Regions from separate parts of the Homo sapiens genome. Here region 1 is linked to region 2. A link is a loop called in an ENCODE intact Hi-C map of the cell type or tissue named here. Cell type or tissue: thyroid gland. All regions are shown on one strand. Each heading gives the region's core, and the rest is flanking DNA. Links, peaks and the distances in the headings are about the cores only. Region 1 holds the start of LOC124900393 (small nucleolar RNA SNORA70). Region 2 holds the start of LOC105371712 (a long non-coding RNA gene).

Region 1 (15,184 bases), core at 2,269-10,268, 230 kb after region 2:
CAGCCTCCCAAGTAGCTGGGACTACAGGTGTGCACCACCATGCCTGGCTAATTTTTGTATTTTTAGTAGAGATGGGGTTTTGCCATGTTGGCCAGGCTGGTCCTGAACTCCTGACCTCAGGTGATCTGCCTGCCTCGGCCCCCGAAATGCTGGGATTACAGGAGTGAACCACTGCATCTGGCTCGACAATCCTATTTTTAATGCCATATTCCCAAACCTAGTAACGAGGCAGAGAGCCTCCATTCTAGCGGGCTGCGGGATGCAAAGTCGGGTCTGAAGTACATGAAAGGACAGCCAGGAGCTGTGTCAGTTGCTCATGCCGCCATGTTCTGGGTAAATATCTCAGACAGCATTTGGGCTGCATGATATACTGGTGTAAATTCAGAAGCAGACTCTAGCACTAGCAATATCTTCAACTGACAATAAATTATTTTCATTGCCCTAAGGTCCATGTTGTTGGAATGCACTCAGATTATAGTCCATTACTGAGTAATAACAGTTGTCATTTGTTGAGTGCTACCTATGCAGAGGGACAATTTTAAGTGTTTTAATATATTATCTTATTTAATTCTCTTAGCAACCCTATGAGGATGGTACCTTCTTTGTCTTTTTTTTTTTTTTTTTTTTGAGACAGAGTTTCACTCTTGTTGCCCAGGCTAGAGTGCAATGGAACAATCTAGCTCACTGCAACCTACACCCCCACCAGGTTCAAGTGATTCTCCTGCCTCAGCCTCCCGAGTAGCTGGGATTACAGGCATGAGCCACCATGCCTGGCTAATTTTGTATTTTTAGTAGAGATGGGGGTTTCACCATGTTGGTCAGGCTGGTCTTGAACTCCCGACCTCAGGTGATCCGCCTGCCTCGGCCTCCCAAAGTGCTGAGATTACAGGTGTGAGCCGCCGCACCCGGCCAGTCTTCATTTTTAAGATAAGGAAACTGAGGCATACAGAACTGAGTACTTTATCCAAGGTCATGATTAATTAGTGGCAGAGACTGAATTGGGCCAAGGCAGCCTCACCCAGGTGTAACCTATATTGCTTTTCTATTTTTATTAAACATGTACTCTTTTCTAGGCACTGGACTAGTCAACTACAGGAATTGATAAAATAAAATCTAGGACCTCAAAAAGCACTCAGTCTAGTGGGGAGGAGTTACAACATAATGTAGGAAGTACTGCATATTTATCCCTCTGATGCAGATTTATTTTTCTCCAAAGCATCCTTTATTGCCAACTAGCAAACTACATATTTACATCCTTGTTTTTTTAATTTTCTGTCTTCCTTTACTCAAACTATAAACTCTATGAGGGCAGGGTCTTCATTTTGTTCACTTTATATCCTAGTATCTAGAGATGTGTCTGGCAAGTAAATTTGTAGAAGCTGCGTTCAAGGAACAGGAGTGGAAATTAAATAAAAATGAACAAAAGATGTCACAAAATATCACAGGATTCTTCCTCAGTAATCTGGACTGACCAAATCTTCATGCAATGGAGTATGCTGAAAGCTTCAGGGAGAAGAAAGGGCATCAGCTAGAACTCCGGTAGTGAAGCTGCCCTTTAGATGTCCTGGAGTTATTTTGGGTGTATGTACCTTTACACTCCAGTCATCCCCCCACCTCCCACATCCTCTCCAACCACACCGAACAGGTTGTTGTTTTCTACAAATTGATATACCTTCACGCATTCTGTTCCCCTTCCCAGAGGACCTTTCTCCTGTGCCCCCTTCTACCTTCACTTCCTTTCTGCTTTGCCACCTCAATTGTATCCTTCAAAACTCAAATCAGCTGTCACTTCCTCATTGCGATGACCCACCTCTGTGCTCCCATATCACCCTCTACAATCATCCAGTGCTAAAAATCACTGTTTTATTTGTCTCTGCCCTACACTGAAGACTTCTTGAGAGCAGAGTCCATGTCTTATTCAGCCTATATTTCCAAACCAAACACTATGCCTGATATGAGAATGAATGGTGAAATGGAAGATCTCTCCCCCACGGCTCCACTACACAAACACACATACATCCCACTCACAGTAGTGACTGTGTCCTCTAATTCCAGTACTCCCTTCACTAAGCTATGACAGTGCTCCATACAGAAGTTGTTTCAATAAATACAATCATGAAAATATAAAAAGTAATATCAGGGGAGTACTTTTACAACTAAGTAGGAAAACATGTTACAACGCTATACAATGCTACAAAGTAAAATAGTGTGCTAAATGTGCAAAAGCAAACAGGCAAATCAATGAAATAGAGTAGAAATCCCATAACAAATAAAAGTTTGTAGAAGCCAATTAAGCCAACTGAGTTTCTTTCCTCACAGGGACCTGGTGTGCCATGGCTGCAAACAGCAGCTTCCTTGTCAGGGTACGCAGACTGTTTCTTGGATGGGTTGCTCTAAGGGACCTTGGAGACAGGCCTTTCAAATGTATGTTCATGTCTCTGACCTTGCACTACCCCCAGTGTAGGCTCCAAACAGATTCCTTGGGAAAGCCCCAGGGCACTGTGGCCAGGGTTCACATAGGCCAAGTCATCATGTCCATGCGCACCAAGCTGCAGAACAAGCAGCTTGTGATTGAGGACCTATGCAGGGCCAAGTTCAAGTTACTTGGCTGCCAGAAGATCCGCATCTCAAAGAAGTGGTGCTTTACCAAATTCAAGGTGGATTAATTTTTTTTTTTGAGATGGAGCTCGCTCTGTTGCCCAGGCTGGAGTGCAGTGGCGCAATCTCAGCTCACTGCAACCTCCACCTCCCAGGTTCAAGCAATTCTCCTGCCTCAGCCTCCCAAATAGCTAGGACTACAGGTGTATGCCGCCACCCCCAGCTAATTTTTTTTGTATTTTAGTAGAGACGGGTTTTCACCATATTGCCCAGTCTGGTCTCGAACTTCTGAGCTCAGGGAATCCGTCCGTCTTGGCCTCCCAAAGTGCTGGGATTACAGGTGTGAGCCACCACGCTGGGCCCAAGGTGGATGAATTTGAAGATACGGTGGCTGAGAAGTGGCTCCTCCTACATGGCTGTGGGGCCAAGTACATCCCCAGTCGTGGTCCTCTGGACAAGTGTCCGGCCCTGCTCTAGTGAGGGCTTCCACTGTGCTGCCCCCTCCTGATGCCCACCAGTAAATCCTACTTCCTGTCCACCTATTTTTAAAAAAGTATATATAAGTATATTTCATGACAGTGACATTTTCTAATCAATTATGAAATGACCAGTTATTCAGAAAATGCTAAGACAAATTGGTTAAAGATCTGGGGTAAAAAAGAACACTCAAATTCCTATATCATATCATATGCCATTATAAATAAAGATGAATTCAGTACGCCTGTAATCCCAGCACTTTGGGAGGCCGAGGCAGGCAGATCATGAGGTCAGGAGATTGAGACCATCCTGGCCAACATGGTGAAACTCTGTCTGTACTAAAACACAAAAAATTAGCTGGGCGTGGTGGCACAAGCCTGTAGTCTCAGCTACTCGGGAGGCTGAGGCAGGGGAATTGCTTGAACCTGGGAGGCAGAGGTTGCAGTGAGCTGAGATGGCACCACTGCACTCCAGCCTGGCGACAGAGCAAGACTCCATCTCAAAAAAAAAAAAAAGTAATAACTCATATTATTGTTTACTATTTGCCAGACCTGATACCAAGTATGTCATAAGCATTAACTAATCTGAGCATCATGACAATTCTATGAGGTTGGTACTATTAATTTTATTTCTATTTTCAGATGTGTAAACAGGTTCAAAGAATTTAAGTTGATCAAGGGCTCATGACTAATAAGTCAGGGGAACTTGTACTCAAATCTAGGACCAACTAATCCAATAGCTGTGACTTACTTTTGTGTGTGGGTGTAGCTTATTCTTTTTAAAAATTTATTTTTAATTGACAAAATATAATTATATATATTTATGGAGTACAATGTGATGTTTTGATATATGTATTCGATGTGGAATGATTAAATTAAGCTAATTAACATATCCATCACCTTATATACTTATCATTTTTTTGGGGTGAGAACATTTGAAATTTACTTTCTCAGCAATTTTGAAACATGCAACACAGTATTATTAACTATAGTCACCATGCTGTGCAATAGATCTCAAAAACTCCTTCCTCTTGTCTAACTGAAACTTTGTATCCTACAGCTTTTACTCTTAACCAGTGTACTATGGTATTTTTTACTAAAGAAGTCTTAACACTCACACAACTGAGGAATTACCACTAAAAGAAAATGTTTGGAGTAGGGAAGACATTTCTCAATATAATTTAAAAAACATTAGCTTACAGCAGAAACTGTAAAGAAAAAGACTGCTAGATTTGAAATAAATATTTAAAAATTATATGATAAACAAAAGGCAAATTTAACACTCAGAAATCTTTACTTATAGATAAGGAGTTGCTGGGCACTATGGCTCATGCTTGTAACCCCAGTACTTTGGGAGGCCAAGGTGGGAGGATCGCTTGAGCCTAGCCCCAGTTTGAGACCAGCCTGGACAATAAAGTGAGACCCTGTATGTCTAAAAAAAAAAAAAAAATAGCCATGCGTAGTGGTGCATACCTGTAGTACCAGCTAATAAGGAGGCTAAGGCTGGAGGATGGCTTGAGCCCAGGAGTTCAAGGCTGCAGTGAGCTATGATGACACCACCACACTCCAGCCTGGGTGACAGAGCAAGATCCTGTCTCAAAAAAAACAAACAATAAAAAGGTTTAGTCTTAATTTTTGAAGAAATTTTATAAAACAATAACAACAACAAAAATCCAAATAGAAAGAAATGGGCAAAGAACACAAATGAAAATATTTAAATAGCCAGTAAAATTCACCCCAAAAGTTTAGCCGTAGTAGTGATCAAAGACATGCAAATTTGAACAATACTTAGATTCCATTTTTTCTGTATCAGATTGGCCAAATGAAAAATACTGTTAAAATCCGGTGTTGATTTTTTTATAGGGAAATCAGCCACTCATGAATATACTGCGGCTGGGACTGTAAATTCTTATAGCCATTTTGGAGAGTGATTTGTTAATATGTCTTAAAAGCATTAAAATACCTTTGACCCAAAAATTCCATATCATGATAAAATAGAAATAAGTGCAGAGATGAATGTTCATAAAATTGAAAGTTTGACTGAATAAAGTGGCCAGCAATAGGGGACTGGTTATGTAAATTACAGAATAACCCCATACTGGAATAATATGCAGCCTTAAAGTGATACAGATTTTAAACTCTGCTTCCAAGGGTTCCATAGAAATCCTATAGAACTCTTCGGAACCCTATGGAATCCTTTCACTAACCTATTGGAAGGTAGTAAAACGTAAATATGTAGCTAGAACTGAGGCTCCCACCTCTTTCCTTAGCCAGAACAGCTCACTTCCTATCTGTTCTATGTATTAGGGTTTTGAGTCAGAATCCATTAAAAGGCAGGGGAGGATATTTCATTAACATTGAAAAAAACTAACATTGTTGAGAAATATGTCTGAAGCTACTAACTGGCCTGTTTTATTTTATTTTGAGACAGGTTCTCACTCTGCTGCCCAGGCTGGAGTGCAGTGGTATGACCATGGCTTACTATAGCCTTGGCCTTTTGGGCTCCAAGCGATCCTCCAGCCTCAGCCTCCTGAGCAGCTAGGAGTACAGGCATGTACCACCACACCTGGCTAATTTTTTATTTTTTGTAGAGACAGGGTCTCACTATGTTGCCCAGGCTGGTTTTGAACTTCTGGGCTCAAGCAGTCCTCTTACCTCAGCTTCCCGAAGTGCTGGGATTACAGGTTTGAGTCACCATGACTGGCCCTAACTGGCCTTTAAATAAATTACTCATTTTTACTGGGTCCAAGTTTCTTTTCTTTTTCCCATCTGAGGTAGGAAAACAAGGCTGTCCAGCTTGTGTTGGTCCTGACAATGATCCTTGAGGGCTGGACTTGGCCTCCAGCCATGGCTAAGGAGAAAAGGGAGCCTCCCAGTGTCCTGATCTACAAAAATGAGACAAACACCTAAGGTCCTTGCCAATAAAAAATTCTAAGAGACTGAACTTCCACTCCAGGTTTCAAGTGTTTGTGTCTGAAATCACACCCATGTCTGCTTCCCTCCCAAAGGTTTCTCCTTGGGATGACGCTGAAGCAGTGAAGTTCCCCAGAGCTGTTATGGAGACCTGGATACGCAGCACTGTGCAGAGGGCAACATCTTGGATATGCCTCTTTAAAGGATGAATAGACTTGGAGGGAGGCCACATAGATAAGTCCGACTGGGGGCACTGCATGGGATGACAGATCTGAAATGTGTCATCTCTGCTCTGACCCCAATCTCTGTACCCTTTTTTACTCATAAGCTTTTTATTTTAGAATGGTTTTAGATTAACAAAAACGTTGTAAAGACAGTATGGAGTTCCCATATACCGCTTACAAAGTTTCCCCTATTGCTAACATCTTACATTACTGAGGTACTTTTGTCACAACTAAAGAACCAACATTGGTACATTGTTATATATATATATATATATTTTTTTTCTTTTCTTTTCTTTTTTTTTCAGAAACAGGGTCTTGCTATGTTGCCCAGGATGGCTTCAAACTCCTGGACTCAAGCGATTCTCCTGCCTCAACCTCTCAAGTAGCTGGTACTACAGGCACGAGCCAATGCACCCTGGTATATTAATATTAACTAAACTCCACACTCTATCCAATTTCACTGTTTTTAAAAGTGTCCCTTTTTGGTTCCAGGATCCCAGGCAGGATATCACATTACATTTAGTTGTTATGTCACTTTAGCCTCCTCTGATCTGTGACACTCCCAGACTTTTCCTGTCCTTGATGACCTTAAAGATTTTAAGTGGTACTGGTATGTTGTAGAATGTCTCTCAATTTGGGATTTTTTTTTTTTTTTGAGGCAGGGTTTTACTCTGTTGCCCAGGCTGGAGTGCAGTGGTGCAATCATAGCTCGCTGCAGCCTCCAACTCCTGGGCTCAAGCGATTCTCTCATATCGACTTCCAAAGTGCTGGGATTGTAGGTGTGAGCCACCATGCTTAGATTTTTTTTTTCTTAAGACAGTCTCACTGTGTTGTCCAGGCTGGAGTGCAGTGGCGTGATTAATCAGAGCTCACTGCAGCCTTGGCTTTCTGGGCTCAGCTGATTCTCCCACCTCAGCCTCTCGAATAGCTGGGACCACAGGTGGGCACCACCACACCTGGTTAATTTTTGTATTTTTTGTAGAGGCAGTTTTCGCCATGTTGCCCAGGCTGTGCCTGATGGATTTTTTTTGAAATGAATACCTTAAATTTACTCATTTGCCCAGTTGCAAGATTCTCCAAGGCTTTATTTATGCTGGCGTAGCCAGCATCTTTTTAAAAAATGACATTTATATATACTCACTTAGGTAAATTAATGTACCCATCTCAACTGTTCCCTTTGGCTACACGGACAAACTCATATTCCAAAGAATATGACCCTAAAACTGAAAAGATGCAACAACGCTTCAGGCTTTGTGCTGATACATTTGTTAGAAACATTGGATGAGATGATACAGAGCATTTTACACCGTGCCTGACACATAATTGGCACTCAATACATATTAGCTATTGTTATTGAGAAGTACTAGGTCTTTTCTTCTTACATTTCTTGGCATTTGTTAAGTCATGACATTGTGCCAGAGATTACATGGATGGAAAGGTAAAGTGTAAGGAGTAAGGAGATGGGGTGAGAGGCATTTCATGATTTGTCAAATTTTGAATAAAGGAACCTCACTTCTTACAAAAATAAAAAGTACTGGAAATGCAGTAGTAAGTAAAGAACAAGGATGTACACCTGAAGGTAATATTATAAATCAGGAATATAGGAAAAACCACCTGGACCTGGCCTGGCTTTTTTTTTTTTTTCAGGTTCTCACTCTGTTGCCCAGGCTGGACTGCAGTGGCATAATCTTGGCAGCCTTGACCTCCCAGGCTCAGATGATCCTCCCATCTCAGCCTCCTGAGTAGCTGGGACTACAGACACACCCACTATGTCTGGCTGGCCTTGCATTTTGATTTGTTAAAAAATATTTAGTGATAACTTACTATGTGCCAGGCATTGTGTTAGGCATGAGGATACAACAGTTAATAGACAGATTTGGTTCTTACCCTCATGGAGTTTGCTGTCTACTGAGGGACACAACAGTTAATAAAGTAAACATTTCTAGCCATTGAAACTATAAATAATAACAATAAACAAATAAACAAATGGATATGCAATTATAAATTGTGGTAAACAATAACCATCTCTAACAGACAATTCAAACTCGATTTGTCCAAATTAAGTTCTTTTTTCCCTTGTGCCTTGTCCAGTGTTCTCCATCTCAGTAAATGACACCATCATTCACCAATTACTTAGGTCAAAAACCTTGAAGTGATCCTTGACTCAGAATTTTCCCATATCTCAGTCAATCTTGTCTTTTGGCTGTACCTTCCAAAGTTATCCTGAATTCAACCTCTTCTTGCCATTCCTGAGACTACCCTATTGCCCAAGGCATCATCATCTCTCACCAGGAATATACAATGCATCTTGCTGCTTTTAACCTTTCTCCTGTGAGGACTCTTCTCTGCACACCAGTAAGAATGATCCTTTTTAGCATTCTCCCCAGATATATAATGCCCAGGAATAAGTTTAACCAAGGTGATGAAAGACTTGTACACTGAAAACTATAAAAGCATTGCTGAAAAAATTTAAGGAAGACCTATAGAAACGGAAAGACATTCCTTGTTCATAGGTTGGAGACTTAATATTATTTAGATGGCAGTAAAGCCCGAAGTGATTTACATACTCAATGCAATCCCTATCATAATTTTAAAGACTTTTTTGCAGAAATGGAAAAGCCAATCCTCAGATTAAAATGTAATTGCAAAGGACCTCAAATAGTCAAAATGATATTGAAGGAAAAGAACAATGTTGGAAGAGTTATACTTCCCAATTTCAAAACTTACTACAAAGGTACACTAATTAAAACTGTATGGTACTGGCATAAGGATAGAGATATAGAAGAGAATTGAAAGTCCAGAAATAAACTCACACGTTTATGGTGCTGATTTTTGACAAGGACACCAAGTCCATGCAATATAGAAAGAATAATCTCTTCAACAAATGGTGCTGGGACAATTGGATAACCACATACAAAAAAATTAAGTTGGATACCTACTTCATACCATAAGCAAAAATTACCTTAAAATGCATTAATGACATAAATACAAGAGTTAAAACCACAGAACTCTTAGAAGAAAACAAAGATAAATCTTCATGATCTCGGATTTGGCAATGAATTCTTACATAGAACACCAAAAGTATGAGCAATAAACAAATAAATTTTGTGCCTCAAAGGATAGTTTTAGAAAGTAAAATGACAACTTACAGAATGGTCAAAAATATTTGTAAATTATATATTTGGTAAGGGTCTACTATCTGGACTATAAAGAACTCTTACAACTCAACAATAAAAAGACAAACAACCCAACTTTAAAGTTGGCAAAAAGTGCAGGGCAGGGTCGCATGTGCTTGTAGCCCCAGCTACTCAGGAGAAGAATTGCTTCAGCCTAGGAGTTCAAGTGTAGACCAGGTAATATTGCAAGATCCAGGCTCTAAGAATAAATAATTATTTTTTTTAAATGGGAAAAAACTTGAATAGACATTTCTCCAAAGAGAATGTACAAATGGCCAACAAGCACATAAAAATACTAAGCATCATTAGTTATTAGGGCATGACACCTACTAAGAGGGCTATAATTAAGAAAAGATAGATAATAGTAAGTGTTGATCAGGATGTGAAGTAATTGGAACCCTCTTATATCGCTGGTGGGAATGTAAAATGGTTCAGCCATGGTGGAAAACAGTTTGTTGGTTCCTTAAAATGTTAAATACAGAATTATCATATGACCCAGCAATTCCAAGAAGTGTATAAATGAGGACTGTATTTGTCTGCTACTCAAAGACATGTACATCCATGTTCACAACAACACTATTTACAATGGCTGAAAGGTGGAAACAGCCCAAATATCCATCAATGGATGAATGTATAAACAAATTATGGCATATCCATACAATGGAATGTTATTCAGCCATGAAAAGAAATGAAGTACGGATAAACACTACAATGTGGATGACCCTTGAAAACATTGTGCTAAATGAAAGGAGCCAGACACAAAAGGTCATCTATTGCATGATTCCATTTACATGAAATATTCACAATAGGAAAATCCAAAGAGATAGAATGAAGATTGATGTTTGCTAGAGGCTGGGGGCAGGAGAGAATAGGGAGCAACTGCTTAATGGCTAAGGGATTTCCTTTTGGGGTGATGACAATGTTTTGGAAGATAGAGGTGGTGGTTGCCCCACATTGTGAATGTGATACATGTCACTAAATTGTTCGCTTTAAAATGGTTAATTTTATGTATGAGAATTTCACCTTAAAAAAAAAAAGCCCTTGAAGGTCTGGGGTGGTGGCTCACACCTGTAACCTTTGGAAGGCCAAGGTGGGTGGATTGCTTGAGCTCGGAAGTTTGAGACCAGCCCGGGCAACATGGTGAAACCTTGTCTCTACCAAAAATATAAAAACTTAGCTGGGCATGGTGGCGTGCATCTGTGGTCCCAGCTACTTTGGAGACTGAGGTAGGAGGAACCGTTGAGCTTAGGGGGCAGAGGTTGCAATGAGCCAAGATTACTCCACTGCACTCCAGCCTGGGAGACAGAGTGAGATTCCCTCTCAAAAACAAAAACAAAAACAAATACAAAACAAAACAAAACAAACAAAAAGTCCTTTTAAGAAGATTCTATCATTTCACCATTAGTGGTTTAAGATGAGGTTGAAGAGTAAGCTTAGGCCATATCAAGCAGGGACTTGGAATCAAGCTTTATGGGATGCCAAATCATGATTAATCAAAAGCTATTCACCATGAAAGACTGCTTTCTTGGGGACCAGAAATATAGACGAGTGTTTTCTCTTCCTTTAAGAGAGGGGGCCAGAAGGTTGTTTGAAGAAGCAAGGAATTAGCACCAGGGATATTAGGTTGATTGATGCCTACTGACATCAGCCTCGGGTGGCCTGACTCATCCTTCTTGTGATAGTGATGGTTTTGCCAATGGTTCATGATACTTAAGGTCTAATTGCTGAGGCTCCCTCAGGGATGGGCACTACCAGTCCTTGCTTCAGTGGCTTCCCTTCGTCTATGTTCTCTTGACTGACCAACCTTCTCTTTCCTCTGCACTATCCATCCATTCAATTTGGCACATTCTTTAGGTTTGGTAATATCTTCAGTTATGCCTAGGAGCTGCCCCGTCTCCTTCAGGTGACTAAGCATATGTCTAATCCCATCCACATCTTATTTAAGGCCCATGGGGTGTGTGTGTGTGTGTGTGTTTTTTAATGGGCACCTCATTTATAGACTCCATGTAGCCACAATACTCCCAAAGTAACTCAAATGGCTGGATAATTCTCTGTTCAGTAGCTTTCAATTAGGACTAAATCAAGTGAAGTAAAATCATCTACGGAGATTTTCTGAACTTTATATGATTAAAATCCTACCCCAAGCTAATTCTGACAGACCAGAGGATTGGGGTGGGTGGAGTGGACAAGCATGAATATTTTAGATTATCTCTGCTGTGATTCTGAAAACCTTTCTCCATTTCCATCCTTGTGATAACTATCATATACTTCAAAGGGGCTACTGGCTCTGGGCAGGAATCTGACACACAGAGATGCTTACCAAGGTAACTGTCCCTTTAACATATGAATCCAGAGCCCAGTTGCTTTTGAAGGGACAGGAAGATCCCACAAAACTGCCTTGGATACTTCTCCATCAGCCAAGTCTTTGCCACTATTTTTGTTTCAGAACCACCCACTTAGTTGAGGCTTTCTTTCTCAGGAAAGACATTTACCCACCAGAGTTCTCACCCACCAGAGAGTGGGAAAGAAGAGAACTGGTGGAAGTAGGAGCTGCAAGGCAAAAAGAATATTTGTCACTTGCAGACTGATTCTGCCCCTCTACTACTTCTTTGCAACAGGAAAGATGGACACTACAGGGATTTAGAAGTGAAGAAAAGGGTGAATGATTTCACAATTTACTTTGTGGTGGTAGAGGGTAGAAATGCAGGTCGAATCCCCTTCATAAATGATCAAATCCCTCAACTCCTTGGAATCTGGGTTGATGAGATAAGCAGAGTACAATGCCAGCTTCAGATTACTCCAATTGCAGATGGCGGTGCTTGTCAATGGAGATGATCATTTTTCCATGGGAGATTTGGAAGATAAGAGGAAGAGGAACCAGTATTACTATTAAAATTCTAACAGCATTGAGTTGGCCATTTGATTCTTTGGGTTTGGACAACAGTAAGATATGAGTGGTTTTCAGCAGTGGAAATTTAAATCTGTCAGTGTGTCAGTAAGTTGCTTTAGAGCAATCTACCAGAGCCTGTTGGTGACAGTAAGAAATGGTTCTGTCCCACCTTTCTCCCTCAGTTTCTCTCCCTAAAAGCAAAGACCACACTAAGAGGTTCACCCTGAGAGGTGGCCAAATCAACATAGCATGGTGACTAAGCATGGTGCTTTGGAATTGCAGCTTCCAAAATGGAACTTATTTCTTTGGCAGACATAGCCAGATGTGGCCTACAGAAATATTTTGTGTGGCCCACATATTTTTTTAACTTTCATCTGAGCCAATATTTAGAAATCCCAGTATCTGCTCTCTCTTCTCTGTCTATGCCTCTCTCTCTCTCTCCACCTCCCTCTCCTTGTCTCCTTCTCTATCTCTCATATCGGAAGCTCTGGTAATACTGATCCTGCATTTCTGCATGGCAGGGATAGACTGAAACTGAGAAGTAGCATCTCTCTTGGGCAGTTCACCATAGTTCCCACCACCCACACAGCACATGGATGTACTTTTATACCCAAGGCCATTTGATCTCGGACCTCCTTTGGTGTGCAGGAAGCTATTGACATGTCCCAGACCACTCAAAACCCAAAGAAGGAAGCATCAGATGTCTAACCAGAAAAGTCTAACGAGAACCCCCAAGTGCAAACTCCCTTTAGTTGTAATGGGCAAAACACATGAGACATTCCTGTAGATAGTCCTCCTGGAAGATGTGCCATATGATGAAGAAAGCAGTGGCTTCTCTGTAATAATGCAGAAGTGATTAACATTGATCCCTGAGCAAACAGTTATCTCTTATGCCCCAATAAGCTCATTTCTAGGATAACCAAACACTCCTAATGCAGTTGTTCTCCACTGAGGTGAGTGCACTGAGGTTGAGAAAGTGTCCTTGGTACTGACACATGCCACCACTGCTTCTGATTGACAATCACTCTGTTCTAACCAGTCTGAGTCTGTGTGATCACTTTTTTTTTTTGCTTTGAGACAGAGTTTCACTCTTGTTGCCCAGGCTGGAGTGCAATGGCGCATGTGTGATCACTTCTATGGTAACTATAGCTCCTCCTTCAGAACTATGTCTTGGCTCTGAATCCCTGGGGATTATGTTACAACTAAAGGGAGAAGGAGGAACCCTGAGGATTATAAATGTTGCCAAGGGCAGTGGTGGTTCCTAAATCTATCTATGCATCAGAATCACTTAGACATTTTTTAATGTTCATGTTCCTGGGCTTGATTACACTCCTGCTGTGTTAGTCCATTTGTATAGCTATAAAGGAGTATCTGAGGCTGGATAATTTATAAAGAAAAGAGGTTTCATTGATTCATGGTTCTGCAGGCTTTACAGGAAGCACACTGCCAGAATCTGCTTCTGGTGAGGGCCTCAGGAAACTTCCAATTATGATGGAAGAAAAAGGGGAAGCAGGTGCATCGCATGGCGAAAGCAGGAGCAAGAAAGAGAGAGGGAAGAGGTGTCACACTCTTTTAAACAACCAGCTCTCACATGAACTCAGCGAGAACTCACTTATCACCAAGGGGATGATACTTCATTTATGAGGGATCTGCCTCCATGATCCAATCACCTCCCACTAGGCCCTGTGAACATTGGGAATCACGTTTCAACATGAGACTAGGAGGGGACAAACATCCAAAACATATCAGCTACTGGATTATACTCTTTGGGAATGGAATCCAGCTCTTTGCGTTCTTCACATGCCCACCAGATGATTCTAATGCAGCTGTCCTAGCACCAGCCTGTGCCTCTAAGACAACTTTAGAGAGGCATTGGTTCACAGATGTGGAGGATTCTCTGGAACCTCCCACATTCATTCTGGAATCAGCAACTTCATGCCCCACACTCAATCCCTATCATGCCATCAGAGCCTTTTGTCCTACTGGAGTTTCTGATGTCACAGACAGTGGCTTAACACTATAGTCTGGTGTCAAAACTGACCTGAGCATAAATCTTTCCTCTGCCACTTGCAAACTGAGTGGTCTTAAGTAAGTTGTGACCCCTCCTCAAACTTCAGCTTCTCATCTGTGAAACAGTGATAGTAACACCTACCTCCCAGAGTTGCTGTGACAACTCCTTGAGATAGCATGTGTAAAGATTTGCAACTCGAGATTTGTGTACATGATTGTTATATGGTAAATCCTGGCTCATTTTCTTGCCTTCCAGAAGTAGGGTCAGTTCAGTACTCGTAGGAACTCTTTTTTTTTTTTTTTTTTTTGAGACGGAGTCTTACTCTGTTGCCCAGGCTGGAGTGCAGTGGCGCGATCTCGGCTCACTGCAAGCTCTACCTCCCAGGTTCACATCATTCTCCTGCCTCAGCCTCCCAAGTAGCTGGGACTACAGGTGCCCGCCACCACACCCAGCTAATTTTTTTGTATTTTTTTTAGTAGAGACGGGGTTTCACCGTGTTAGCCAGGATGGTCTTGATCTCCTGACCTCATGATCCACCCGCCTTGGCCTCCCAAAGTGCTGGGATTACTGGTGTGAGCCACAGCACCCAGCCAGGAACTCTTAATTGGGACTTTTCCTCCAGGTGTCCTAATACCAGAGTACCTATGTCAGCCCACAACCCAATTTAGAGAAGAAAGACCCCAATTTAAGAATGTATGGCCCGGCACCATGGCTCATGCCTGTAACGCCAGCAGTTTGGGGGACTGAGGCAGGCAGATCACTTGAGGTCAGGAGTTTGAGACCAGCCTGGCCAACATGGTGAAACCACGTCTCTACCAAAAAAAAAAAAAAAATACAAAAATTAGCCGGGCATGGTGGTGCACACCTGTAATCCCAGCTACTCAGGAGGCTGAGGC
Region 2 (15,184 bases), core at 4,596-12,595:
TGGCAGAAGAGAATGATGGTATTAATGTGTTTCTGGGTGTTGCCTGGACAAGGGAGTTCAGCCTTTGGAAGAGAAAGTGGGATAGGAAGTGAGTACACATGGGCCAATTGTTAGTATTATGAGGAGGAAAATTTGGGGTCCTAAGAAAGGGCCAACCAGCTATCCTGGTGCTGAGTGTAGCAGAGATGTTTTGCCCCTGCTAAAGAGAATGAAGTGTACAGCCCGCCTGGTGTGTGTGGAGAAGGAGGAAACAGGGACTACTAAAGGAACCTGAATAGTTTGGTTGTTAGGCAAAATGTTAATGTTTGGAGATTGAAACACCAGGGTGCATGTTCCTGGCCAATTGGCCAGTAGGCAGCGATAAGAGTTTGTACTGCAAAGGAAGAAGATCACAGGTGCACACCACCACGCCCGGTTAATTATTACATTTTTTTTATAGAGACGAGGTTCCCTAAGCCCCCCAAGGGCAGCCTAGGGAATTCTGGCACTCTCCAGATGTCAGAGGTCATAATCAAGGATGACGCCTTTAGTTAGACAAACCAACTTTGAGCCTTCACTCCACACTATAGGGGAGTCCCAGACAAGAACACAGCTTGGGCTGGGCACAGTGGCTCACACCTGTAATCCCAGCACTTTGGGAGGCCGAGGTGGGCAGATCACTTGAGGTCAGGAGTTTGAGACCAGCCTGGCCAACAAAGTGAAACCCCATCTCTACTAAAAATACAAAAATCAGCTGGGCATGGTGGCAGGGACCTGTAGTCCTAGCTACTTGGGAGGCTGAGGCAGGAGAATTGCTTGAACCTGGGAAGCGGAAGTTGCAGTGAGCTGAGGTCACGCCACTGCACTCCAGCCTGGACCACACAGCAAGACTCTGTCTCAAAAATAATAATAATAATAATAATTAATAATAATATGCAGCCACAAAAAAGAATGAGTTCATGTCCTTTGCAGGGACATGGATGAAGCTGGAAACCATCATTCTCAGCAAACTAACACCAGAACAGAAAACCAAACACCACATGTTCTCATAAGTGGGAGTTGAACAATGAGAACACAAGGACACAGGGAGGGTAACATCACACACTGGGGCTTGTCGGGAGGTGGGGGACAAGGGGAGGGAGAGCAGTAGGACAAATACCTAATGCATGCAGCTTAGCTTAAAACCTAGATCACGGGTTGATGGGTGCAGCAAACCATCATGGCACATGTGTACCTATATAACAAACCTGCATGTTCTGCACATGTATCCCAGAACTTAAGTAAAATAATAATAATGTGTTATATATCATATGTCATATGATATGAATGTAGCTATAATGACAATAATAGCTATTAAAATGGCATTTGAGGCAGGTCTTGAAGGATATGCAGCCTCATTGGCCAAAATTTCCATCACTCCCTGCTTGTTCTCCCCTCTGTCAGTCAATCAGCTGCTACCAGGGAGGTCTAGTTTCTGAAACACGGGAACTGTGTGAGCAGAAGGGTGAGGAGGAGGGCGTTTGAAGGCGAGGTAGCTCTGCAGCCCCCAAGCTGCCCTCCACACTGGAAACCAGTCAAGGCGTGGCCTCCTCAGCTGGGCTTGACATCCTGTTCTGCTCTGGACCTGCCAAGGGTCAAGCTCTGAGGGTTTCCTGCCAGGCTGCAGGGAGGGGTTTGGGTGTAGAACTGGTGGACTGGAAATGAACCGATTTGCCCCCAGATTAATGATTAACAGGTTACTACCCTCACCGTGTCTGGGAGAGGAGCCCAACTCCAGGCTGGGCCAGGGGGAGCCCAATAGCACCTACCTCTGCTTGGGGGTTTCGGAGATATGCTCCATGATGGGACTGGAATCTACGGGTGATTTCTGAGGGTACCTGGGGCCTGGCCAGGCTGCATAACCTCTGGTGAGGCTTCTGACTTCTGGGGCATACAGAGAGGGTGTGGCATCCAGCCAGACATCCTGGCTAAGGCAGGTGGCTTCAAACAGGAGAGCTGTGCCCTTGGCTCAGAGGGATGTGGGCCTCTCTAACCACTCCTGGCTTGACCACAGGACTTGCCTTGGCCAGTGGCACCTGAGCAACAGTGGCAAGTGCCACATCCAAGCAGGAGCTCTAAGAGCTATCCCCTGCTTCCACCTTTGCTTTGCTCTTTTTTTTTTGGATACAGGGTCTCACTTTGTTGCTCAGGCTGGAGTGCAGTGACGCGATCTCAGCTCACTGCAGCCTCTGCCTCTCAGGCTCAAGCTATCCTCCCATCTCAGCCTCCCAAGTAGCTGGGACTACAGGCTTGTGCCATCATGCACTGCTAATTTTTGTATTTTTAGTAGAGATGGGGTTTCATTATGTCACCCAGGATGGTCTCAAACTTCTGGACTCAAGAAATTCACCTGCCTTGGCCACCCAAAGTGCTGGGATTACAGGCGTGATCCACCACACCCAACCCACTTTTGCTCTTTTACCATGGCTATGAGGTCAGGATGCCCCAGAATGGGGTTACTTCTTTCGGTGGGGGGGAGTCCTGGAATGATGTATATTCCACCCACACTGGGGGCCACCAGGGTATAGGACAGCAAACATTTTGAAGCAGCAGAGCTATCTCACAGTTTCTGGGAAGAAGGAAGGCAAGCTCTAATTCCAATTTCCACCCTGCTGCCAATATGTTGAATGACCAAGCCAGTTGCAGCCTCCTCATTAAACCATCATTTCCATATCTGGACAAAGGGGAGACTCTGCTTAGTTGGAGAGTAAAGCATATTGCAAAACGAGAGAAATTTCGGAAACTCCAGTTAGCAGGAAGGTAGGCCTGCATGTGGTTAGTCCATTTCATATAATCCTCCCAGCAACCCTAGGAGGTAGAGAAGATCACTCTCCCCAATTTCCAGAAGAGAAAAACCAAGGAAACCGCACAGCTATAAAGTCAGTCTTAGAATTTGGCAGCTTGGCTCCAGAATCGATGAACTTTGGATCTAGGAGAACAAGAAGTCTGGGATTGATGGCCTGATGGGAATTCAGCTCCTTCACCTTCATCCAACCATCCATCAGTCCTTCCTCCCTTCCCTTCTTTCCTTTCCTCCCCTTCCCTCCTTTCTTTTCCTCCCCTTCCCTCCCCAGGCATCTATTTGTAGCAGGCACCAAGTGGTCAGATGGTTGAAGGTCTATCTGGGAAGTATGGAAACATGTTAGATTGGTATGGGATTACCTGGGCAGCAACATTATGTAAGGGAGAGAGGGATGTCAGGGGACCTTGGCTGGGTGTCCGCTCAATGTGCACATCCCCTCTGCCGGCCTCCTCTTAGGAATGTGGCTCTCCTGGCCAGGCAGCGACAAATACTATGTGCGCTATTTCCCAAACTTCTTGGATCACAAAAGCTAGCCGGGGAATGTGGTAAATATACATATTTCCAGGCTCAATTCCAGACCAGTAGACTCCGAATTGCCCAGCATGGATCCTGGGAAAGTGTATTTTTAATAAGCACTCCAGATGATTTTTCTAACTGGGCAAGTTTGGGAAACAGGGTGGATAAGAAGAGCAGAGATCGGAATCTGGAAAACTTGGGTTTAAGGTCCTGCAGCAAACCTTGTTCCAGGAACTTTGGTTTCCTAATCTGTAAAATGGGGATGGGACCCCCATGGGGTCAGCCTGCCACCCAGAAGGGCAGTAAATGAAGCCCCCGAGAAGGCCCCCTTCCCTTCATCTGCCCCACGCCACCATCCCCAAGGCTCACCCATCTCCCTCTTCTTGCCCTCTCCAGCCTGACGGGGTGGGAGGTCTTGACGCCATTCCCAGGATTGGGCGCTGCGGTGGCCCCAACACGGGGTGGGGCCAACCTGAAGCAGTGTGACCTGCTGATGCTGAAGTTTTCCCAGCGGCAGAAGCAGCTCTGCTGGAGGGACCCCTACCTGGCTGAGACCCTGCGGGACGCTGCACACCTGGGCCTGCTCCAGTTTCAGTCCCATCCTGAGTTCCATCCTGAGTTCCAGCTCCGTCGTGAGCGCTGGAACTGTAGCCTAGAGGGCAGGATGGGCCCGCTCAGGAGAGGTGGGGAGGAGGGCCAGGGAGGAGGAGGGCTGGGAGAAGAACGCTGGGGGGAGGAGGAGGCTGGGAGAGGCCACCTTTTCCTCTTCCCTGGCCCCTGTGCCCAGGCCACACTGCCCTTCCTGCCCTAGCAAGTCCCAGATGAGAAGAGTCCTGGGAGGTAATAAGGGGCAGTTGAAGGCCAGGTGTGGCCCAGCCTCAGGTTTGGGGGAGCAGAGGAGCAAGGAAGATCCAAGAGAGGAGGAGACACAAGCCCGTTTTGGAGGAGCCCACAGATGAGATGGGGGGTCCCTCGGTTTCCTCCCTCTGCCTCTTCCACATCCACATGTGAAGCTAAGCACATGGACACGTGAGCATGGGTGGCAGCTGCTTCCAGGCCCGAGGAGGTGAGCCAGGCCATGTATTTGTTCGCTCATTCATCTGTCCCTTTGTCCCTTTGTGGGTCACATCCATTGATCCATGAGTCCCTCCTTCCCTTCTGCTCCTCCCTCCCTTCCTCCTGCCTCCCTCCCACCTCCACCCACCCCCTAAGCATCCAAGGAGGCCCACGGTGAGCTGGGCACTGTGCCAGATGCTGAAAGTTCAGAGCTGAACAAGACCCCAGCTGCCCTCAGGAAGCATGCAGTCTAGAGGGCAGAACACAGGACACCATGAGACTCCCTCACCAAGGGGAAAGGGCTTCTATGGGACTTTAAAAAAAAAATGCAGTGATGCTGTACAGGGCAGCCAGGCCCCTCCTAGGCCAGCTGCTCTCCACGGTCTGCAGCCTAGCTAATGGCCTCTCTCTCTGTCTCTCTCGGGATGTCACCAGCACCCCAGATGCACTGGAGGGCAGGTAGGAAGGAGTGAGCCCCTGGGAGGCCAGGTTTGGGCCACCCCCAGCAGAGAGGAGTAGCGGTGGTCCCAGAGTGGGTTGGATGGTCAGTCTGGGGCAAGTCAGCCAGGAGACTCAAGATCACTATTACTGGGTCTGTTCCACAGTGGGTAGCAGAGAATGATATTTGAGAACCATCATGCCTCACAGGAAGCCCACGGGGCTTATCTCAGGGGCCCTGGAAATGGGCCGGTCCAAATGGTCACACACCAACTTGGAGCCCCTGTCCTGCTGCTCTCTGGGAACCTGGGCACATACTCCACAGTGAATTTGGAAGGTCCATTTAAATGGCAGCTTTCAGTCAGAGTTTAAGGGGTGATTGACAGGGATACCCACCTGGAGCTGTGTCCTCAAGCCGCATTCCCTCGTCCTGCCCATCACAGCGCTGCCACCACTGCCTCCTGCCCTCAGAGGTTGGCAGGCAGCCTCTGAGCGTCCTCCTTTCCTTTCTTCCACCTTTCCTCCCTCCCCATAACCCTCCACAGTTCCCGGAATTAGTAAGGGAGTCCAGAAGAGTGAGGGGCTGAGAGCCCTCAGTGCCTGCAAAAGAGCCTGGGTTTGTTAGGACAGCTGAGACTGCAAAAGGACACATCGTTTGAGCTCTTGTAGGGGCGGGGGGATGTTCAGCACTGGGCTGTGACTAATGGGAATAAGGAATAGCCTGTTTACTGGTATTTAGGGTACACTGGTCCCTAGATATCTCCTCCCACCCTGTACTATGGAATTTTTTCATGGTAATCTCATTTCTTTTTCTAGAGATTATTGGCTCCATAGAAATGCAGTCTTGGTCTCACTTGGCTACTGAGCCATCCCATAAACTTCAGTGACATTGACATTGAGTTTCTCACACCCCCACCAAAAGCAGGGTTTTCTTGTTTGTTTGTTTTTGTTGTTGTTTTGAGACAGAGTCTTGCTCTGTCACCCAGGCTGGAAGTGCAGTGGCGCAATCCTGGTTCACTGCAGCCTCAATTTCCCAGTCTCAAGCAATCCTCCTACCTCAGCCTCCCCAGTACCTGGGACTACAGGCATGTGCCACCCACACATAGCTTTTTTTTTTGAGATGGAGTTTTGCTCTTGTTGCCCAAGCTGGAGTGCAATGGCACGATCTTGGCTCACCGCAACCTCTGCCTCCCGAGTTCAAGAGATTTTCCTGCCTCAGCCTCCCGAGTAGCTGGGATTAGAGGCATGCACCACCACGCCCATCTAATTTTGTATTTTTAATAAAGACTGGGTTTCTCCATGTTGGTCAGGCTGGTCTCGAACTCCTGACCTCAGGTGATCTGCCCACCTCGGCCTCCCAAAGTGCTGGGATTATAGGCGTGAGCCACCATGCCCGGCCACACCTAGCTTTTAAAAAATTTTTTGTAGAGACAAGGTCTCTCTATGTTGCTTAGGCTAGTTTCAAACTCCTGGGTTCTAGTAATCCTCCTACCTCAGCCTCCCAAAGTGCTGGCATTACAGGCATGAGCCACCATGCCTGGCCAGGAGCGGGTTTTAATAAGGAGAAGAGGCCAGAAGATGAGACACTTTCAGAAGTGGAGATGGGAGAAAGCGTTTCTTTCATGAATGGAGGGGCTCACGCCTGTTAATCATCTAGCATGTGCCAGGAGCTGTCCAAAGGCTGAGCTACATAATCCAAATCCATCTTCACAACAGTCCTAACCAGCTCCATTTCACAGATGAGGATGTGGAGGCTCAGGGGAGATGATGTCCCTTAATCAAGGTCACACAGCCAGGAGGTAGTGAATTTAGGATTCCTACCCAGAAGCCCTTGCTCTTCCTAGTGTGCCCCTTCTGGGGTTGGGGTGGGCACGAAGAATCGGCGCACATTTCACAACCTTGCCCCAGAAAGGTGGCAATATTGAACGGGTAGAGGCGACCTGACAGGCCACACAGCTGAGGCTCTGTGGCCTGAGGCAGCCAAGGCCTAAGTTCATCATCCAAGCAGTCAAGACCCACCACCCTCCAGAAGGCTTAGCAGGTCATGCCTCAGGGGCTCCAAAATGGCCAGGCAGGCTGAGAAAATCTCCAAGCTGTGCAGTGGGGCCTGCAATCCTGAAACCAGAAACCATAACCCCACCCCTTCCCCATGGCAGCAGGCCTAGGGAAGGGGAATAAGGGGTGCTGGGACCCCACAGCAGCCCTGTAAGGAAAGGAGGCACCTTGGATCTAGCCAGATGGGGAGGGGCATCTGGTCTCAGCATAACTCCCTGACAGTAGCCCCTGGGAAAAGCACAGCCCCCTCTCAACCCCAGAGCCAGTTTCTCCTTGGATCTGTATACTTGGAGCAAAACATTACCCTATTCCCCAGGCCTCCCTGCCTCTGCCACCCACACCTCTGGGCCCCTGGCAGGGACTGTGCCCTGGTCAGAACAGCTGGTAGCCCATGTGCTTCCACCCCCACCTTCTCTCTGTTCCGGACTTTCAGGTCATGACACAGGGGGAGGAAAAGAAGGCTGCGCTGGAAGTGGAACTTTAGCGGGAAAGGGGGCATGGATCCTTAGGAATATAAAGGGACTCAGGTCCTGGCCAGAGACGCTTTGCTGTGCTCCTCTGCACCTGCCCAGCACCATGGTAATGTTTGGGCCCCCTATCAGCTGTATTCTCTAGGAGCCTGGGGATGGGGGCTGACACCAAGGGCCCTCCTCAGGCTCACTAAGGGCATGAAGGGGTTAGGCCAGGGCAGCCTCGTCTGCCATTCTGATGGTCAGGACAGCTACTAAGGCTTCTTATCCCTGCTTGGGATGGTGGGGATGAGTGGAGTTCCCGGTTAAAAGAGGGTTGAGGGGCTTAGGAGCTCTGGGGGTGTGCATCATGTTTATGGGCATCGTAGTCTGTGAATCATGGTGTGTTGCAGGCACAAAATTCTCTGTGCATTGGGTGTGTGAATCATCAGGCTGGCGTTCCTGTGTGTAACTGTTAGTCATTCATTTAATATGTATTATTGAGTATCTGCTAAGTGCCAGGCACTGTTCTAGGTGCTTGTGATCCATCAATAGACAAAATAAGCAAAGAGCCCAGCTGCAATTAATGACGCCTACACTGAGGGAGGAGATGCCGCTGGGAAGGGATCGGACATAAATATAATAAATATAGAATATATAAGTTAGAAAGTGCAGGCCAGGTGTGGCAGCTCATACCTGTAATCCCAGCACTTTGGGAGGCAAGGCAGGAAGATCGCTTGAGGCCAGGAGTTTGAGACCAGCCTGGGCCACCTAGCAAGACTCCATTTCTACAAAAAATTAAAATTTAGCTGGGCATGGTTGTGTGCACCTGTAGACCTAGCTACTTGGGAGGCTGAAGCAAGAGGATGGCCTGAGCCCAGGAGTTTGAGGCTGCCGTGAGCCATGATCCCTACACTATACTGCAGCCTGGGCAACAAAGCAAGACCTTGTCTAAAAAAAAAAAAAAAGAAGAAGAAGAAAAAAGAAAGTGCAAAAATAGAGCAAGAAAAAGCAAGATGAAGGGTTGAGTTGCAATTTTTTTAAATTTATTTTTTAAATTGTTGAGACAGGGCTCTCTGTCTTTTGCCCACACTGGTCTCGAACTCATGGGCTCAAGTGATCCGCCCGCCTTGGCCTCCCAAAGTGCTGGGATTACAGGCGTCATCTACCGCACGCTGCCGGGTTGCAATTTTAAACAGGGGTGTCAGGATAAGACCCATTTAAAAGGTGGATTTTGAGCTAATGCCTCCAGGGGGCGACAGAGCCGGCCATGAGGATGTCTGGAGGAAGAGTCTTCTGGGCTGAGGACAACCTGACTGACACTTTGAGGGAAGGGCAGGGAGAAAGGAGGGCGATAAGGAATTTGCGGGAGAGAGGTCGGTGAGATTAGGGAGCTGACCAATGGTTTTATGCCGTCCTCGTGCGTACACCTTAGAGGTGTCTCCCCGTTCATTTTTACCTCGATGCTTTCTGCGTGCATCACCGGGCATGTCCAGGTGTGCACCATTCCCCTGGGCACCAGGATGTCCCTTAGGGCGTCCGTGCACTGGTGTGTGTCCCAGAAATAGCCACGTCCCTCGGCTGAGCGCCCCTGCACGCCAGGCTGCCCACGGCGCGGAACACCCGCAAGCTACCGTCAGGGATCGCGCCGACCCCAGCCGTGGGGTCACGTGACCGCCCGCGGCTCTGTCCGCCCTGCCCCCTCCAGACGCGGGCTCTGCGCTGCTCATGCGCTCTGGTCGTGGCCGGCCTCGTGTGGGTGCTGCTGCCGCCGGAGGGCGCCCTGGGCGAGGGGCTGCAGGTGCCGCAGCAGTCCAGGGCCGCCAGCTGGCTGAATTTAGGCTCGATCAAGAAGTACGTGGGGGCCGGGCGCGGTGGCTCACGCCTGTAATCCCAGCACTTTAGGAGGCCGAGGCGGGTGGATCATGAGGTCAGGAGATCGAGACCATCCTGGCTAACAAGGTGAAACCCTGTCTCTACTAAAAATACAAAAAATTAGCCGGGCGCGGTGGCGGGCGCCTGTAGTCCCAGCTACTCGGGAGGCTGAGGCAGGAGAATGGCGTGAACCCGGGAAGCGGAGCTTGCAGTGAGCCGAGATTGCGCCACTGCAGTCCGCAGTCCGGCCTGGGCGACAGAGCGAGACTCCGTCTCAAAAAAAAAAAAAAAAAAGAAGTACGTGGGGAGGCTCTTCAACAGCAGGTGATCCGGCGGAGGGCGCGAGGTTGGGAGGGAGGACGACGGAGGGTGCGGGGGGACACGGACGCCGCCGGGCACCCCCACGCGCATCGCGGCCCAAGCTGGGCTCTGGGAGCAGCCTCATGACCGCTGCAAAGACGTGTTCTCAGCACAAAGAAATCTAAAAACCACAAGAAAATTGCAAACGCCACGAACACCTCCCCACCGAAAGCCACGAAACCCCCTCCATGGACCACCACGAAACCCCAGTGGCTGAACACCTCGGAACCCCGACCACCAACCTCCTGGGGCCCCAGGTAGGACAGCCTGTACGGTCGGCACCGAACTAAGGGCCTCGGGACTGGGGGCAGCTTGGGTGGGAGCGAGAGGAAGCCCTCGGGGGTGGGCGTGCGGGGAGATACTGGCGCCCTGGGGCTTCCTTCTCCAGGCTGGGGCTTGGCCTCCAGACGCCTGGCCCTCCACCAACCCTTTTATATTGAGAGGGGCCTCAACCCTTCCTCATCCCCCTCAGCGAAAACAACAAAGACAAATCTCTGTTGATTCAGTGACTTCTGTGGGCCGGGGAGGGACCAGTCCTTCGATGGGGAGGGGGAACCCTGGAGTTCCTGCTGTGGGAGAAAAAACCTCAGCTGCTGGGTGGAAGGGTCCTCCCCTCACTCCCCCAGCAACCTTCCCCCACCTCACCCCACACACCACCACTAGCGTAGGGGAGACTCCAACGCAGAGGGAGGGCAGAGGTGAGAGAAGTGGGAACCTCAAAGGAGAGCTTCAGCTAGACACACCCCCAGTCCCACCTCACCCAAGTTTCTACCAAACAGCCCAGCTTGGGCTGTCAGAGTTGGCACAGCAACAAAAAGAGGTGCCTTTGCCCCTTACCGTGCAGAGTATAGGGGGCCGCCTTTGCCTCCTGAACTTCTAAGCTCTTCTAGGGTGAGCAGAGCGGGGGAAGGGGTGGACCTGGCCAGGGCCTGTCCCTGAGAAGCTGGGCGTGAGGGTGGCTCTCTCTCTTCTGGGGGCTCCCTTGGCCATGAGAGAGGCTTGGTGGGGGCAGAGCCCCTTGCCCTGATCCTACTCTCAGACCCAGGTATGTCTCCAGGTTGCGAACTCCTGGCTCTAGGAAGTATCCACACCTCTCCCCATTCTCACCCCATCCCCTTAAGCTGCCAGATAAAATGCTGGGACTTCAGGCTCCCTTATTCAGACTCAAACTGTTCTCTTGCTGAAGCCATCTCTCTATCCAGACACCCCTTGGATTTAAGAATCAACCTGAGGTTGGGCATGGTGGCTCACACCTGTAATCCGGAGCACTTTGGGAGGCTGAGGTGAGCAGATTATTTGAGCTCAGGAGTTTGAGACCAGGCTGGGCAACATACCAAGACCCTGTCTGTACAAAAATAAAAAAATTAGCTGGACATGGTGGCATGTGCCTGTAGTTTCAGCTACTTCAGAGGCTGAGGCAGGAGGATCGCTTGAGTCCAGGAGGTCAAGGCTACGGTGAGCTGTGCTCATGCCACTGCACTCCAGCCTGGGTGACAGAGCAACACCTGTCTCCAAAAACAAAAAATCAATCTGAGCCAAGCAGCTGCACCCTCTTAAAGCTCTTTGCCTTTTAGGACCTGGTTCTACTTCCAGGTCATTTGCACACACCAGATTGAGTCAGGACTTGAGGGGAAACACAATTGTGGAGTCACTTCCATGGGGTCTGTGCAAGGTGCTGAGCTCAGGAAAGTGGACCCCTCATCCTCCAAACCCATAACCCCATCCCTTCAGGCCAAGCATGTGGGGGAGGCAGGAGAAGCCATTCTAGGAACCAGACACATTCTAGTTTCCTCACTTCTCCCCTTTACACATACGCACACATGCGCGCTCTGTCCCCACCTATTCAGGATGACTGAGAAGGGCCAGGAAGAGACAGGTGCACTGGGACTCCGGGCAGTCCTCCTTGGGGCAGGATCCAGGTCTTTGCCCTCCCAGAGCTGGAGTGTGGAATCCACAGATTGGATTCATGGCAGTGGCTGGAACTCTCAGCTAATCTAGCCTCCTCCCTTTCCACAGCAGCTTGAATACCTCCTGCGCCCAGGATTTCACTACCTCTCCGGACAGCCCATTCTCTCCAAATTTCTGGACGGCAGCTCAGGCCCCTGGATGCAGCCATGACTGCCATAGCACCAGAATTGTGCCTCCATGCTGGGCTGATGCCCCTGCCCCCATGCCAAGGATGCTTTAGTATACCTTTTGGTGCTCCTGCTGCCTCAGCCACAGGAACGCACTGGTGCACTTGGGGCAGGGTTGTCATGGGGCTGGGTTGGGAGGGTCTACAGGTGCTGAACTGGGAAGATTCAAGCTCAAGACTGCCACTTCACCGATTGCCGAATGACCACAGAGGAGTCCCTGCCTTCCTCTGGCCACAACTTGTCCCTCTGTGGAGAGGATGAGCTGAGTGACTGATGACCTCATGGACGTTCTGGATGATTTACAAGCACAGCCTGCTTTCCCTGTTGCGTCCGCCCTGCCCTCCCCTTTCCATGCATTTGGCTCTTCCTGCTGCCCCCCACCAGGGGTCCACAGAGACACAGAGATAAGCTGTGCTTTGACTTGCTTTATTGAGCCTGTGCAGGAACAGGGAGTGAGCTTCGGCCAGAGCCAACAGTGTGGAGGGGAGAGCTGGGCTGGCACTGCCCGTGGAGTGGTAGGGGGCGGGAGGTAGTGTTACAAGTCCAGCGGGCTGAGCTCTCTGTGAGGACAGAGTGGAACATGGCAGTGTGGGGGGCAGGCCTCGTGCGTCAGGAGGCCTCAGGCCAGCCCTGGGCTCCTGTTCTCCCTCTTCCACCCCCCACCACACCTTTTCAAACCCTGATTCAGTCCCACCATCCCCATTTCACCCCCAGGGAGCTGGACAGACAGGGTAGGGAGTCGAACTCACCTGGGGGCAGCAGCATGGGAAGACCCCACTCTGAGAAGGCCAGCGTGTCCTCTTTGTCTCTTTCTCCATACCTGGAAGCACTGTGCCCAGGTGCCAGCCCACCGGTTTCATATCCGCCTGTAGGCACCCTCTTGCCCAGGGCACATGGGCCCAGGCCTGGTCAGCACAGATGCTCTGTTTCCCCAAGAGTGGCCTGGAAGGGGCTGGGACTGGGGCTGGAGATGGGGCTTGGGCTGGGGATAGGGTGTGGCCAGGAATGTGGAGTGGGCCCAGGGTCCCAGGGGCTGGGATCTCTCTCCTTGTCCATGGCACATGCCTAGGCTTGGTCAGCATGTTGATGTATCTACGGAGCTCAGCTGTGTACTGGGCCATCTGCTCCGGTGTGGTATTGTCCCCTGGGTACAATGGCTCCAACGGGGCTCCCCGGGCACCCAGCAGTGGCTACAGCAACAGAGCCACACAGGTGGACAGGAGCAGGAGGGAGAGGCAGCGGCATGCGGCAGCCATCTGAGGAGCTAGCAGAGGGGAGGTGGAGGTGGAGGTGGAAGAGCCCATGCTGAAGATTTTCCTATGCCCCGGAAGCAGGGCCCATCTACCCAGCCGTTTAGCCCATCATCCATTTCTCCAAGCCTGGGGACGAGAGGGCAGAGAAAAGGGCCACTCCGAGCTGACCACTCCACCTCCTAGACAGTGTGCTGGAGGCACGGACAGCCTGTCCTGTGAGCAGCCCAGCAGCCAGGGCCTCGCAAGTTAGAGAAGTGTAGCAGAGAAAATGGAGACATGAGTCCTGGAGACACATGTCTCATGACATCCAGGTCCTCATGGCTCTGAGGCAGCAGTAGCTAGTGGGAAATAAGGGCACACCAGGTCACCCACAGGGTGTGGGACATGGAATGAACTGGGGAAGCAAAGGACAGAAATCCATGGTCTTGTGGGTCTGGCCCTCCACCCAACAGTAGAGACAGATATGGGTTCTGGAGAAGACATCCTGCACAGACCGGCACAGCCACTCACACAGGGACACATTCCAGTTCACAGCCATGCACACGAGTGTGCACACACACTTGCAGTCATCTGATGGCTCTCCTAGTGTGACAGGTGTGTCCAGATGCAGAGCAATACCCAAGCAGGACCTTAGGGCTTTGAAGGCCCCTGGCCCTGCAAAGCACGAACTCCTTCCCTCCATCCCAGACCCCAGCCTGGGGGAGTTCTCCAGATCCCCAAGCAGGCTGAGCCCACTTACCCAGAGTCCAGAGTAAACGGTCACTGGACCAAGCAAGGACGTGTCCCTGCCCTCAGCTGGGCCGCTTTTTCAGTCCTCAGTCCCCTAGAGTCCCCGTCTCCTGTCAGCCTCTCCCACTCCGCAGCCCTTACTCCCTCCTCCCACTGTCTCCCTGGTACTCGCAACGCCACTACTGGGCCAGAGATGGGAGGGGGACGGGAGTGCTGGGGGTGCCAGACTAGCAGCATAGTCAATAAAACTGGATCACAGCAAAAGTCTCCTGTGGGCCCCCATTGCTGAGACCCCTTCCTTTTGGGCACCAGAGCAGGCTTGGTTCAAGAAAGATGGGGTTATGGGACTTCAGGGTGACTGAAAGGTTTTGGTCACAGGCCTTGGAGCTGGCCCTCCCATCTCCCAAGGATCAAACCAAATCAAATGGATTCTCTCGGGGCAGAAGATTGAGGCTGCAGCTGGAGCCTCCAGGATGAAGAATGGAAACTCAGGCCATCCTTTGCAGTTTGGAACTAGAACAAGGTGGGAACAGGGAAGAGGCTTCAGGTCCTCAGGCAAGGTGGAAAGAAGTGGGGTGCCAGGTTTGGAGAAAGCCGTTTGGTGGGTGCATAGGATGCAGAATGAGAACTAATGTGCCTAGGTTCAGGGGAAAGGTTGAGGGGGTACCAGTTTCTGGTAGCCATCCTAGAGCCCCCATTCCAGCGGAGTGCTAAAAACCAGCATCATTTGTAAAGCCTCACCTTTTCCAAAGTGCTCCCAGCTCAGTCACCTCACTAAATCCCCACAACAACCCACTTTACAGATTCAGGTTCCAAAATCTGCACAGAAATGTCAAGTAACTGACTCCAGACCACACAGCTAGTCAGTGGGAGATCCGGGGTTTGGAACAAAATCTAACTCCAAAGTCTAACTCCAAACCTGGATTGTTTTTTTTTCTAAGTGGGACTGTCAAAGTATTGGTATAATTTCCCAATTTTTTGCTGAGAAACCTGAGGCTCACAGAGGTAAAGAGGCTTGTTCAAGATCTCATAGCTACCTAGGTCTCCAATTCTGGCTTAGATTCTCAACCCCACTAACCCATCCCCACCAGAAGCCCCCAGGTTTCCCCTGCCCAGTGTCTCTTCCCAACCCCAAGTCTCCCTCCCCTGCTCAGGCCAAGGAGTGGTAACTGTGTCTGAATGACACGGTGACACCCAAGTAGGGAGAAAAGGACTTCTCAGTGCTGACGTTCTGCTGTCCCAGATCAGGACACCAAGAAGTTGGTGGGGGTACTGTTGGGGAAGAGGGGGCCAGAGGTGAAACTCCATGGATCTGGCAGGGTGAGCTTAGAGTCAGATAGACCTGGGTCCAAATCCTGGCTCCGCCATTGGCTGGTTGCATGAGCCTGGGAAAGTAATTTCTTTAGCCTCCCTGAGTTTCACTTTTCCTCTCTGTAAAATGAGCTCATCACATCCATCTCAAGGTAAGGAGAATAAAGGAAGGCTCAGCGAACATCA

What was found. A loop is a pair of places that touch in the nucleus more often than their neighbours do. Peaks named below come from ENCODE experiments on the same cell type or tissue, not always from the same donor. Only the 100,000 strongest peaks of a DNase experiment are listed, where the experiment ranks them.
Region 1: it touches region 2 in a loop (2.2-fold over the local background); 2 of 110 quality-filtered maps call a loop at or near these places.

The regions. Positions count from the first base shown.
Region 1 is chr17:28,009,561-28,024,744 of GRCh38, reverse strand. It overlaps LOC124900393 (small nucleolar RNA SNORA70), which reads left to right and starts at 2,281; the gene lies at 2,281-2,415. It also overlaps the pseudogene LOC124900402. In thyroid gland, for the core only: no CTCF peak of the experiment used is centred there; DNase peaks (open chromatin) are centred at 5,914 and 6,694; H3K27ac peaks cover 1,786 bases.
Region 2 is chr17:28,245,221-28,260,404 of GRCh38, reverse strand. LOC105371712 (a long non-coding RNA gene) reads left to right here and starts at 9,580. Exons shown (of 2, transcript XR_934641.2): 1 at 9,580-9,827; 2 at 11,587-13,951. It also overlaps the pseudogene PPY2P. RefSeq lists a silencer at 8,981-9,030. In thyroid gland, for the core only: a CTCF peak has its summit at 8,578 (motif pointing right); DNase peaks (open chromatin) are centred at 8,574, 9,094, 9,856 and 12,154; H3K4me3 peaks cover 831 bases; H3K27ac peaks cover 862 bases.